Linked DNA regions of Homo sapiens: region 1 is linked to region 2. Evidence: chromatin loops called from intact Hi-C (ENCODE). Cell type or tissue: IMR-90. All regions are shown on one strand. Links, peaks and the distances in the headings refer to the core of each region. The heading gives the core; the rest is flanking DNA.

The links. Hi-C counts contacts between places; a loop is a spot of excess contacts. Peaks named below come from ENCODE experiments on the same cell type or tissue, not always from the same donor. Only the 100,000 strongest peaks of a DNase experiment are listed, where the experiment ranks them.
Region 1: it touches region 2 in a loop (15-fold over the local background); 1 of 110 quality-filtered maps calls a loop at or near these places.

Annotation. Positions count from the first base shown.
Region 1 is chr4:117,201,149-117,206,537 of GRCh38, forward strand. No RefSeq gene overlaps it. Among named protein-coding and RNA genes, the nearest start is that of TRAM1L1, 120 kb to the left of the region's middle. In IMR-90, for the core only: no CTCF peak of the experiment used is centred there; no DNase peak of the experiment used is centred there.
Region 2 is chr4:117,082,802-117,088,190 of GRCh38, forward strand. It overlaps TRAM1L1 (translocation associated membrane protein 1 like 1), which reads right to left and starts at 2,775. Exons shown (of 1, transcript NM_152402.3): 1 at 753-2,775. The coding sequence starts at 2,592. The coding sequence ends at 1,483. It overlaps LOC105377388 (a long non-coding RNA gene), which reads left to right. Exons shown (of 3, transcript XR_939103.3): 1 at 1-22; 2 at 3,524-3,675. In IMR-90, for the core only: no CTCF peak of the experiment used is centred there; DNase peaks (open chromatin) are centred at 2,520 and 2,640; H3K4me3 peaks cover 891 bases; H3K27ac peaks cover 439 bases.

The DNA of each region.
Region 1 (5,389 bases), core at 195-5,194, 120 kb after region 2:
CTGAATAACCAGCAACAATACGCCATGGGCTTTAGGTGAAACTCTGAGATGCGCTGACTTCAGATGAGACTCAGCACACTGTATCCAAGCTGCAGTGGCTATAGTGAGAGATTTATTCAGCTTGAAAAAAGCACAGGGAAAAGTAAAAGATACTTTGCTTTGCAACTTAAGTACCACCTCAGCCATGAAGGGTAGAGCACTAAGTGTGCCCTTGGGGTCCCAAATTTCAGGCCTTGGCTCTTAGTTGGCACTTCTGGACCTGGGCCAGAGGGGATCCTACTCTCCTGAAGAATGAGTTTCATGCCTAGCAGCATTCATCACAGGCTAACCAGAGAATCCTTGAACCTTGAGTGAACATTGGAGGTGGCCTGCCAGTAAACTCCATGTTCCTGTGGTTATGCTGATCATAGAATGAGGCTCCTCTGCCTGTGGAAAATGGAAGTAAGAATAGGGAGGATTGCATCTTTTTGTTCAAGTGCTGTCTCAGCTGCAGTAGCAAACAGATCTCTAAGGTTTATGACACGAGTCCTTTGCTCCTGGACAGCATCTCTGGGTCTTCCTAGGGCCTGAAAGACTTGTCACATTGAAGGAAAGGACACAAACGGGCACATCTAAGAATTATTGGCCCAACAGAGGAGGGAGGGAAAGAGATAGGGGTAGAAAGATTATTCAAAGGGATAACAGAGAACTTCCTAAACCTAAAAAAAAAAAAGATATCAATATCCAAATACAAACAGGTTATAGAATACCAAGCACATTTAAACCAAAGAAGACTAAATCAAGACCTTAATAACCAAATTCCCGAAGATCAAGGATAAAGAATGAATTCAAAAAGCAGCAAAAGAAAAGAAACATACAAGGGAGCTCCAATAAGTCTGGCAGTAAGATTTCAGTGGAAATCTTACAGGCTAGGATAGAGTGGCATGATATATTTAAAGTCTGGAGGAAAAAATATCACCCTAGAATAGTATATGCAGTAAAAGTATCCTTCAAACATAAAGGAAAAATAAAGACTTCTCCAGACAAACAAAAGAAGAGGGATTTCATCAACAACAGACCTGTCCTACTGGAAATGCTAAAGGGAGTACTTTAATGAGAAAGAACAGGATGTTAATGAGCAATAAGAAGTCATTTGAAGATACAAAACACACTAATAATAGTAATTATGCAGAAAAACAAAATATTATACTACTGTAACTGTGATTTGTAATCTACTCTTTTTTTGTAAAGAAAACAACATTTTATTAAAATCGAAAAAATTTCCCCAAAATACATTTTTGAGTAAATGAAAAGATAAGCTACTGGCTGGGAAAAAATGTTTTATATAAACAGCATATTTTACTCTGTTTGTATCTTCACCTATCCCTCTACTTTCTTTTTTTATTATTATTATACTTTAAGTTCTGGGGTACATGTGCAGAATGTGCAATTTTTTTACATAGTTATACATGTACCATGGTGGTTTGCTGCACTCATCAGCCCATCATCTACATTAGGTATTTCTCCTAATGCTATCCCTCCTCTCGCCCGCCATCTCCCAAACAAGAAAGGCAAAAATGGGTAAATGGGATTATATCAGGTTAGAAAGCTTATGCACAGCAATGGAAACAACCAATAAAATGAAGAGATAACCCACAGAACAGGAAAAAATATTTGAAAACTCCCCATCTGACAAGGGATTAATAACTGGAATATATAAGGAGCTCAAAAATCTCCGTAGGAAAAAATTTATAATAAACCAATTAAAAATGGGCAAAATATCTGAATAGTCATTTCCAAAAAGATGATGGACAAATGGAAAGCAGGCATATAAAAACGTACTCAATATCACTGGTCATCTGAGAAATGCGAAACAAAACTATAATGAGATATTATCACACCTCAGTTAAAATAACTTTTATCCAAAAGACAGTCAATAACAAATGCTGGTAAGAATTTGGGGAAAAGGGAACACTTGTACACTGTTGGTGGGAATGTATATTAGCATAACCACTATGGAAAACAGTTTGGAGTTTCCTCAAAACACAAAAAGTAGAGCTACCATATGATCCAGCAATCCCACTGCTGGGTATACAGACAAAAGAGGGGAAATTGGTATATCAAAGAGATATCTGCACTCCCATGTTTGTTGCAGTACTGTGAATAATAGTGCAGATTTGGAAGCAACCTAAGTGCTCAGCCACAGATGAAGGGTTAAAGAAAATGTAGTATACATACACAATGTAGTACTATAGTAATAAAAAATAAGATCCTATCTTTTGCAACAACATTGATGGAGCTGGAGGTCATTTTCTTAGGTAAATAAGGTATGCACAGAGAACAAACATTGCATGTTCTCTCTTATTTGTGTGTGCTAAAAATGAGAAGAATTGAATTCATCAAGATAGAAAGTAGAACGATTGCTACCAGAGGCTGGCAAGGGCAGTGGAGGAATGGGAGGGAGAGGATGGTTAATGGGTACAAAAATATGGTTGAAAAGCATTACTAAGACTTAACTATTTGATGACACAACAGGGTAACAATAGTTAATTTAATTCTACCTTTAAAATAAAAGAGGAGTATAATTGGATTGTTTGTAATACAAAGGATAAATGCTTGTGGGGATGGAGTCCCTATTTTTCATGATGTAATTATTATGCATCATATGTCTATATCAAAATATATCAGGTACCTCAGAAATATGCACACCTGCTATGTACCCACAGAAACTAAATACTTAAAAAGTGACTTAGACTGAATTCAAATGAACAATTTAGCCTTGCACATAAAGGAACCAGAAAAAATAAAATAAAATAAAATAAAATAAAACATTTTTAAAAAGCTAGCAGGAGAAAATAAATAATTGAAATTAGAAAAAACTGAATGAAATCAAGATGCAAAAATCCAATAAAAGATTAATGAAACTGAGATTTGTTTTTTTGGAAGAAAAAGAAAGATCCAAATAATCACAATCAGAAACAGCAAACGTGATATTACTACTAATCCTGCAGAAATACAGAAGATTCTCAGTAACTACTATGAACAATATTAAACAAAGAAATTAGAAAATTTATCAGTAAATGAATAAATTCCTGGAAGCACACAATCTCCCAAGATTGAATCTCAAGAAAGATATTGAAACCCTGAACAGACTAATACAAACTTGTAAAATTAAATCAACATTAAATAACTACCAACCAAAAAGAGTCCTGGTATATATACATTTATAGCCAAATTCTACCAGGCATACAAAAAAGACTGATACCAATCTCATTAACACTATTTCAAAAAGTTAAGGAGGAGATCTCCCCACTAACTCACTATAAAACCAGCGTTATCCTCATACCAAAATCTGTCAGAGACACAATAAACAAAAACAAACTATAGACCAATATCCCAGATCAACATAGACACAAATATCCTCAACAAAATATTAACAAACTGAATCCAGCAGCAAATAAAAAAGTTAATATACCATGATGAGGTAGGCTTTATTCCAGGGATATAAAGCTGGTTTAACATACACAAGGCAATAAATGTGATTCTACACAAAATCAGAATAAAAGACAAAAAACATATAATCATCTCAATAGAAGTAGAAAAATCTTTCTATAAATCTATTATTCCTTCATGACAAAAACCCTCAACAGACTAGGTGTCAAACGAACATATCTCAAAATAATAAGGACCATGTATGAAAAACCCACATCCAACATCAAATTGAATGGGCAAAGGCTGGAACCATTCCCCTTTAGAACTAGAAATAGCCACAAAGAAAGTAAAATATGTAAGAATACAGCTAACCAAAGAGGTGAAATATCTCTAGCAGCAGAACTACAAAACACTGCTGAGAGAAGTCAGAGATGACACAAATGGAAAAACAATTTATCCTCATGAATTGAACAATATCATTATAATTAATTTCATATGTCCAAAAGCAAGTTACAGATTCAATGCTATTCCTATCAAACAACCAATGGCATTTTTCACAGAAATAGAAAACACTATTTAAAAACTTATATGGAACTAAACGAGAGCTCGAATACCCAAAGCAATCATGAGCAAAAAGTATATAGCCAGAGGCATCACACTGCCCAATGTCAAACTATGTAGTAAGACTACACTCTCCAAAACAGGATGGTATTGGTACAAAAACAGACACATAGACCAAAGGAACAGAATAGAAAACTCAGAAATAAAGCCATACACCCACAAACATCTGACTTTCAACAAGGCTGAGAAAAACAAGCAATGGGCAAAGGACTCCCTATTCAATAAATGGTCCTGGGATAACTGGCTAGCCATATGCAGAGAAACCAAACTAGACCGTTATATTTTGCCATATGCAAAATTTAACTCAAGATGGATTAAAGATTTAAATGTAATACCAAAACTACAAAAATCCTAGAAGAAAACCTAGAAAATACCCATCTTAACATTGGCCTTGGGAAAAAATTTTTGGCTAAGACCTCAAAAGCAATCGAAACAAAAACAAAAATTGACAATTGGGACTCAATTAAACTAAAGAGCTTCTGCATGGCAAAAGAAACTATCAACAGGGAAAACAGAAAACCTACAGAAAGGGAAAACATATTTGCAAATCATGCACGCAACAAAGGCCTAATATTCAGAATCTATAAGGAACTTAAAGAAATCGATAGGCAAAAACAAACAACCCCATTGGAAAATGGGCAGAGAATATAAACAAACATTTCTCAAAAGAAGACATACAAGCAGCCAACAAACATATGAAAAAACGTTCATCATTATCAGCAGTCATCAGAGAAATGCAAATCAAAACCACAATGAAATGCCATCTCATACCACTCAGATGACTATTATTAAAATGTCAAAAAACAACAGATGCCAGTGATGGTTTGGAGAAAAGAAAATGTTTATATACATCATTGGTGGGATGCAATTTAGTTCAGCCACTGCGCAGAGTAGTTTGGAGATTTCTCAAAGAAATTAAAATAGCTATATTGAACCAATTAGTTCCATTACTGGGTATATACCCAAAGGAAGAGAAATCATTCTACCAAAAAGATACATAGACTCATATGTTCATCACTTCACTGTTCACAACAGCAACAACATGGAATCAAGCCTGGTGCCAATGAATGGTTGAGTGGAGAACGAAATGTGTTACACACACACCATAGAATACTACACAGCCATAAAAAGGATAAAAACATATCCTTTTCAGCATCATGGATGCAGTTGGACGCCATTATTCTACGTGAATTAATGGAGGTGGAGAAAACAAAATAGAGAATGTTCTTATAAGTGGGAGCTAAGCATTGAGCACACATGGTCATAAATATGGGAACAATAGGCACTGCAGGCTACTAGAGGCAAGCAGGAGAGAGTGGAGTGTGGTTTGAAAGCTGCCTGTTGGGTACTATCCTCA
Region 2 (5,389 bases), core at 320-5,319:
CAGTAACTGAAAACAAAAATAGGTAAGATGATGGATTCTATATTTAAAAAATGAAATCTTGCTTTGATATTTACTTCTGAAAGCAGACAGAAAGGAATGTTTTACCAAGAGTGGCTCTTCTGTCTGTGATCTGTAATAAAAGCATTAAACTTGATTTTGAGGGCCCTCCATGCTTGGGAGAGTTGAATTACTTAAACCAAAGAGAGGGCTGGCTATAAAATATTTAGAGATGAGAGACATAGTAGGAGAAAATATAACGGAATAGGAAATATATGGCCTTCCCCTAGCATATTTGTAAAGTACTGTCTTACTGAAAAATTATATAAACACATTATGGAAATAAAACTGAAATAAGGATTGAGAGGCAATACGTATAAATACTCACCCACTAATTCCCATTGTTTCCATTGGCTTCTGCAAAGATACAGATTATACATACATGTGTATGTAAATAATCTTCAAAATATGTCTTATACAGATAAATGTTCCCCAATTAAAGATGAAGACAAATAATCACAACATTATTTTTCAAAAGCCTTTCATGTGACTATCTGATTTTCAACTTATTGAAGGTTGATGCATAACATGCTTTCCAAATGTAATTAGCTGACTTTTTTTATACACATGCCAAGTATTATTTTTCAACCTGGTATACAAACAATATTTTTCTAAGATGCTGTGGTTACTGATCTTACAAGGCCTCATTAGGAATCATTTTTAATAAACATTTTTAAAAAAGACTAAGTTCAATGTCCTTTTTAAAGTAATATTTAATTTCATGAATTCCCATTTACAAGTGGAATGGACAGGAATGATTTTAATATTTTTATATTAATTAATGATATTTTGATGCAATATATATGGCAGCAAACCTCCATATGTGTTACCCATTAGTACTGTGTTTTTTTAAATGGGGATGAAGCACTAATAATCACTACCTGTAAAATAAAGAACATTTATTATTTTGGTGAGTCTAGCAATCTTTTCTGAGTTGTAAGTTCTTAAAAAATAAATTCTAACAATTACAGAATACTGATTTGACTTCCACCTTTTTCGTACTTTTATTTTACCCCAAAGCAAGCATTAAACACATAATCTTGCTAGGAGAGACCATCTTGTTAGTATTATGAAACACTGGTGGGAGTAAGAACCAGTATCATTGATATGCAAAATTGTGCAGTTATCTCTGCAAATCATTAGGAAAATGTTGAAAGGTTAAAAATCAAAACAAAATATAGTGGTGATCCCCAAAACTATTTTGACATTATTTTGACGATGAGTAATTTAGTCTCAACCAAAATCTTTTTTTCCCATTCATAATAATCCTCCTCCCCTCAAATGTCTTTAAAAAATACATGAAACAGTTCAATAACAAAAACCGAAGAGCACGAACTATTTTCAAAAACAGAAAAATCTCTAGTGCAGAAAGAAACCTCAAAGAGCAGATTCCTTTGCAGACATTAATCAATGCGCTTGCAAAGATTATGAAGATTTCTCTTTCCTCTTTGGCGGACAGTCTACTCTATTTGAAGTTTCCACTCCCACTCCGTTTTCTGTTCTTTTTTTAGAAGATCTCGACCGTTTCTTTTTCATACATGAGGCCTGAATATTAGAATCTTCTACCCACCTCTGAAGCCAGAGAGTAATTAAGTTCCATGTTACGTAGGCTTGGATCGTGCAACTGGACGACAGAACAGCAATTTTAGCTGCCAACACATTTACATTTCCAGTAAGGGCATCAGGATTCCGATTCTGCGATCCAGCCAGGTGAAACCCAACAGTGAGTACGGAAACAATTAAAGTCACAAGTCTACCCAAGATAAACACAATGGCCCACAGAGATATGCCTTTCTGGTACTTTTCATCACTAAAGTAAAACAGGCCGCACATGTGGGAAAGTAATTCAACAAAATAATGCAGTACCAAAAGAAGAAGTCCCAAATGATTCAAGTACAAGAGATAAGCTCCAGTAATGTGGAAGAGGTGAAGACCAATGTAGACAAGTTGACGAGGGATGTCTTGTTTTTTGGTTTTCTGGAAGTAGAGTTCAGGAAAAGCATGAAACCAGTAAGCCAACTGGGATATGTAGAAAAACTTCATTTGAAATGTCATCATGCTATGGGGACGAGCCTTCCATATAAGAGTTGGGTCTGACAGGCAGTTTTCAGAGATTAAAATGAATGTGCCCCAAATACAAGAAAAAAAGTAGAACACACTAAACTGACCAGACTCGTTAAACTTGTTTTGTTTCGCTTTGGTGAACTGCATTCTCTTGTTAATTTTATCCAACACATATTCCTGAATTGTGGCATGAATAATGATTGCCACCAGCATGTAGAAGAAAACCGTGGCCAAATCTTTGACACCATAATAATAGAGGGACTTTGAGCCCGTGGCTTGTTCCTCTGCTGCAGGGACAGCAACACTGTGCTGAAGAGTGAGAAACACGATGGATGCTTCTGCTGTTCCCTCGAACACAAGCCCCAGCAGGAAGAACATCCCCACGCAGGAGACGATGTCCGCATGATTCTGCAGGATGAATTCCTGGCTGAGAACGGGGGGGTTCTTGGTGCTCTTCTTACGGAGCCCCATGGTGGCGCTTCCCGGATACTCACCGGCGAGCCGCAGCTGCCTCCCCCTGGCTGCTCCTCACAGCGCCGCCGCCACGGTAGCAGCTCCGGGGGCTCCACTTCCCATCCCGAAGTCAGTCCCGGGTCGCAGCGGCCGCCCAGAAAAAAAATAAATCAAAGGCGAGGGCCGAGCTGAGCTGAGCATGCGCACCAGGGGGACGGCGGAGGCAGGGAAGGAAATCGAGCGCCGCGCCCCTACCCGGCGCCAGGCCCGGGGTTGCGAGCGGTGATCTTCAACGTTGATCGTCGCATCTTCAAACTCGCTGCCACCGCCAAGATGCTCCTGAATTCTTTTTTTTAGTGGCATCTTCATTAGTAATCATGATAAACCTATAGAGCTCTGGTTATTCTTCAGATCATTAATTATAACAACAATAGCATAATAATAACAGCAAACTCCCAGTACTAATTACCAGTTGCTGTGCTAAGCATTTTATTTATATTTATGAATTTAACTTTCCTGAAACACCCAGTGAGGTAGATACTGTGATAATCTCCCCTCCCCCACCCCTTTTCAAGAGACAAAACACTGAGGCACAGAGAGGTTAAGTAATATGGCCAAATTCACCTCCCTAGTAAGGGTTAGAGCAAAGATTTAAATCCAGTCCGGCTCCAGAGCGCCTGTTTTTCACTATTACGCTGTATTGTCTCTTATTGTAAATCAATTATACCTGGAAATATTTACTAGGTCAACAAGATAGCATATTAAAACTAGTTCCCCTATTTGCAATAATAATAATGTTTGAAATGATAACGTCTAGCCAGTATTTTGAAAGACTGGCACTTAGAGGGAGAGATGTATTAGTTCATGGAAAGGTCTCTTTTTGGCTACAAAGCTCAAAACTTAATTTCTTCATTATAACAGAAAAGAACCTCATATGTCATTTGTGTAGGTTTTGCATATATGGAGGAATTGTGAATTGAAGTTTCCCAAGACTTCACGTAGGATTTGGAAACTTTCAAGACTGGAACAGCCAGAAAGTAGAATCCTCATTGAACACTTGCAACATTCAGACAAGATCCAAGGAAAGCTACACTGTTTTAAGTAAGGCTAAACTTGCCCTAAGGATAAAGCTAATTCATGCTTATAAACACAAAGTTTATAAGAAGCCTTGAAAAGGTTAAGGTACTCTAGGACTGTCTACCAGAATGCCTACTTATGGCCTCTAGGTGCATTGTTGGCATTAGCATGAAAGGGTGGCTTAATGCTCCAAAAGTGGGATTTCTAGCAAGCAAGACAGAAAGTAAATGGCCTTTTATGACCTAGTATTAGAAGTTATATTATATAATTTTCAATACCAAGGTAGGCACAAGCCTGTTTTACTTCAAGGTGGAGTGAGGATGGAGGGGAGGGTGTGGACCATACACATCAACTTTTAATGAGAAATGTACCTAGTATTTGCTAATTTTTTAAAAATAGCCACATCCTTTCCGTTGGGAATAAATTTTGTTTCCTCTGACATGAAATATACACTTTTTCCTTCCAATGCAAACAATAGTCTCATATCAATATAGCATCAGGTTCAGGCTTCTTACACAGGATATTTTTGTAAGCTAAATCAGATCCAGGAGCAGATAAAGGAAAGTCCTATCCTTTGTTGTACTTACTCTTGGTCTGAAGACTTGTGAACTAAAAGAATAAAGTTTTTGGCTCCCACACACCCAAAGCGTAGGAAAAATGCAACAGACACTTCCATCTACGAGTGAGAAAATGGATGCACACAGCAGTCAATAATCAATAATAACTATAAGATACATCCAGGTAAAGTTCCTAGATTTTGGTTTGAGTCCAATCTTCCTTTCTAGGAAATGGTGAAAGATTTTTTTCCCTAAAACATGGATTAAATATTATAAGTTGATTTGTTTCTGTATGTTGGCTTGCATATATTAAAAGATAAAAGACACTAGAAGCCAAATAGTGTTAACGTAATACTGTTTATCTTTGTCTTTGTCATGTAATAGTCATTGATTATAGAATTAATTCTGGAGTATTAATTACACATTAATACTTCAAGGAATTAACGTTGAATAAACAAGTTTACAGGTGGAATCAACAGAACAACATATGAATCAGTTTCTGATTATCCTCAATCTTTCTTGGTCTCATGTATTCAGACGATTGCCAGGCATTGGTCGAATTATCTATTTAAAATGCTATATTGATTTTGTTATAAGAAACATTTGATTTAAAAATATCAATAAAAGTTCTCACGATAGTTAAGGTACTGTATTTCAAATAGGTGTTAATAATTAGTTCTTGCTGTTAGCTATGCAATACAACCTTTTGATGTCTGTATTTTATAACTCAATATTATTTATATGAATAGCTTAGCTATAAAAAGCTCTTTTAAATTAGTTATGTGTCTTTTAAAATAATTACCTTAAAATATAAACTGACATTGATTCTGATTTTGCTAAAATAGTAAAGTACAGAAGAAACATTATAATATAGAGGTAGCCTCACTTTTCAATATTTTTATATCTAAGAATAATATATATGTGTATATCTCTATAATACCAACCTTTTAATAATTTAAATTTGGATTATTCAATTACTTGAATTGAACATTAATATTCCAGAATTCAGTTGCATTTGAAGAAGCAAGAAATGTTGCTTTGAACTTCAAAATATCAGACCCAAGTCTGATTTTTAAATCGATGTTTATAATTAACATTTATAATTGACTGAGCTCACCAAATGCTTAGCTCAATTAAGCAAAAAAATACAGTTTATCTTGTGCATGAAATTACAAAGTCTC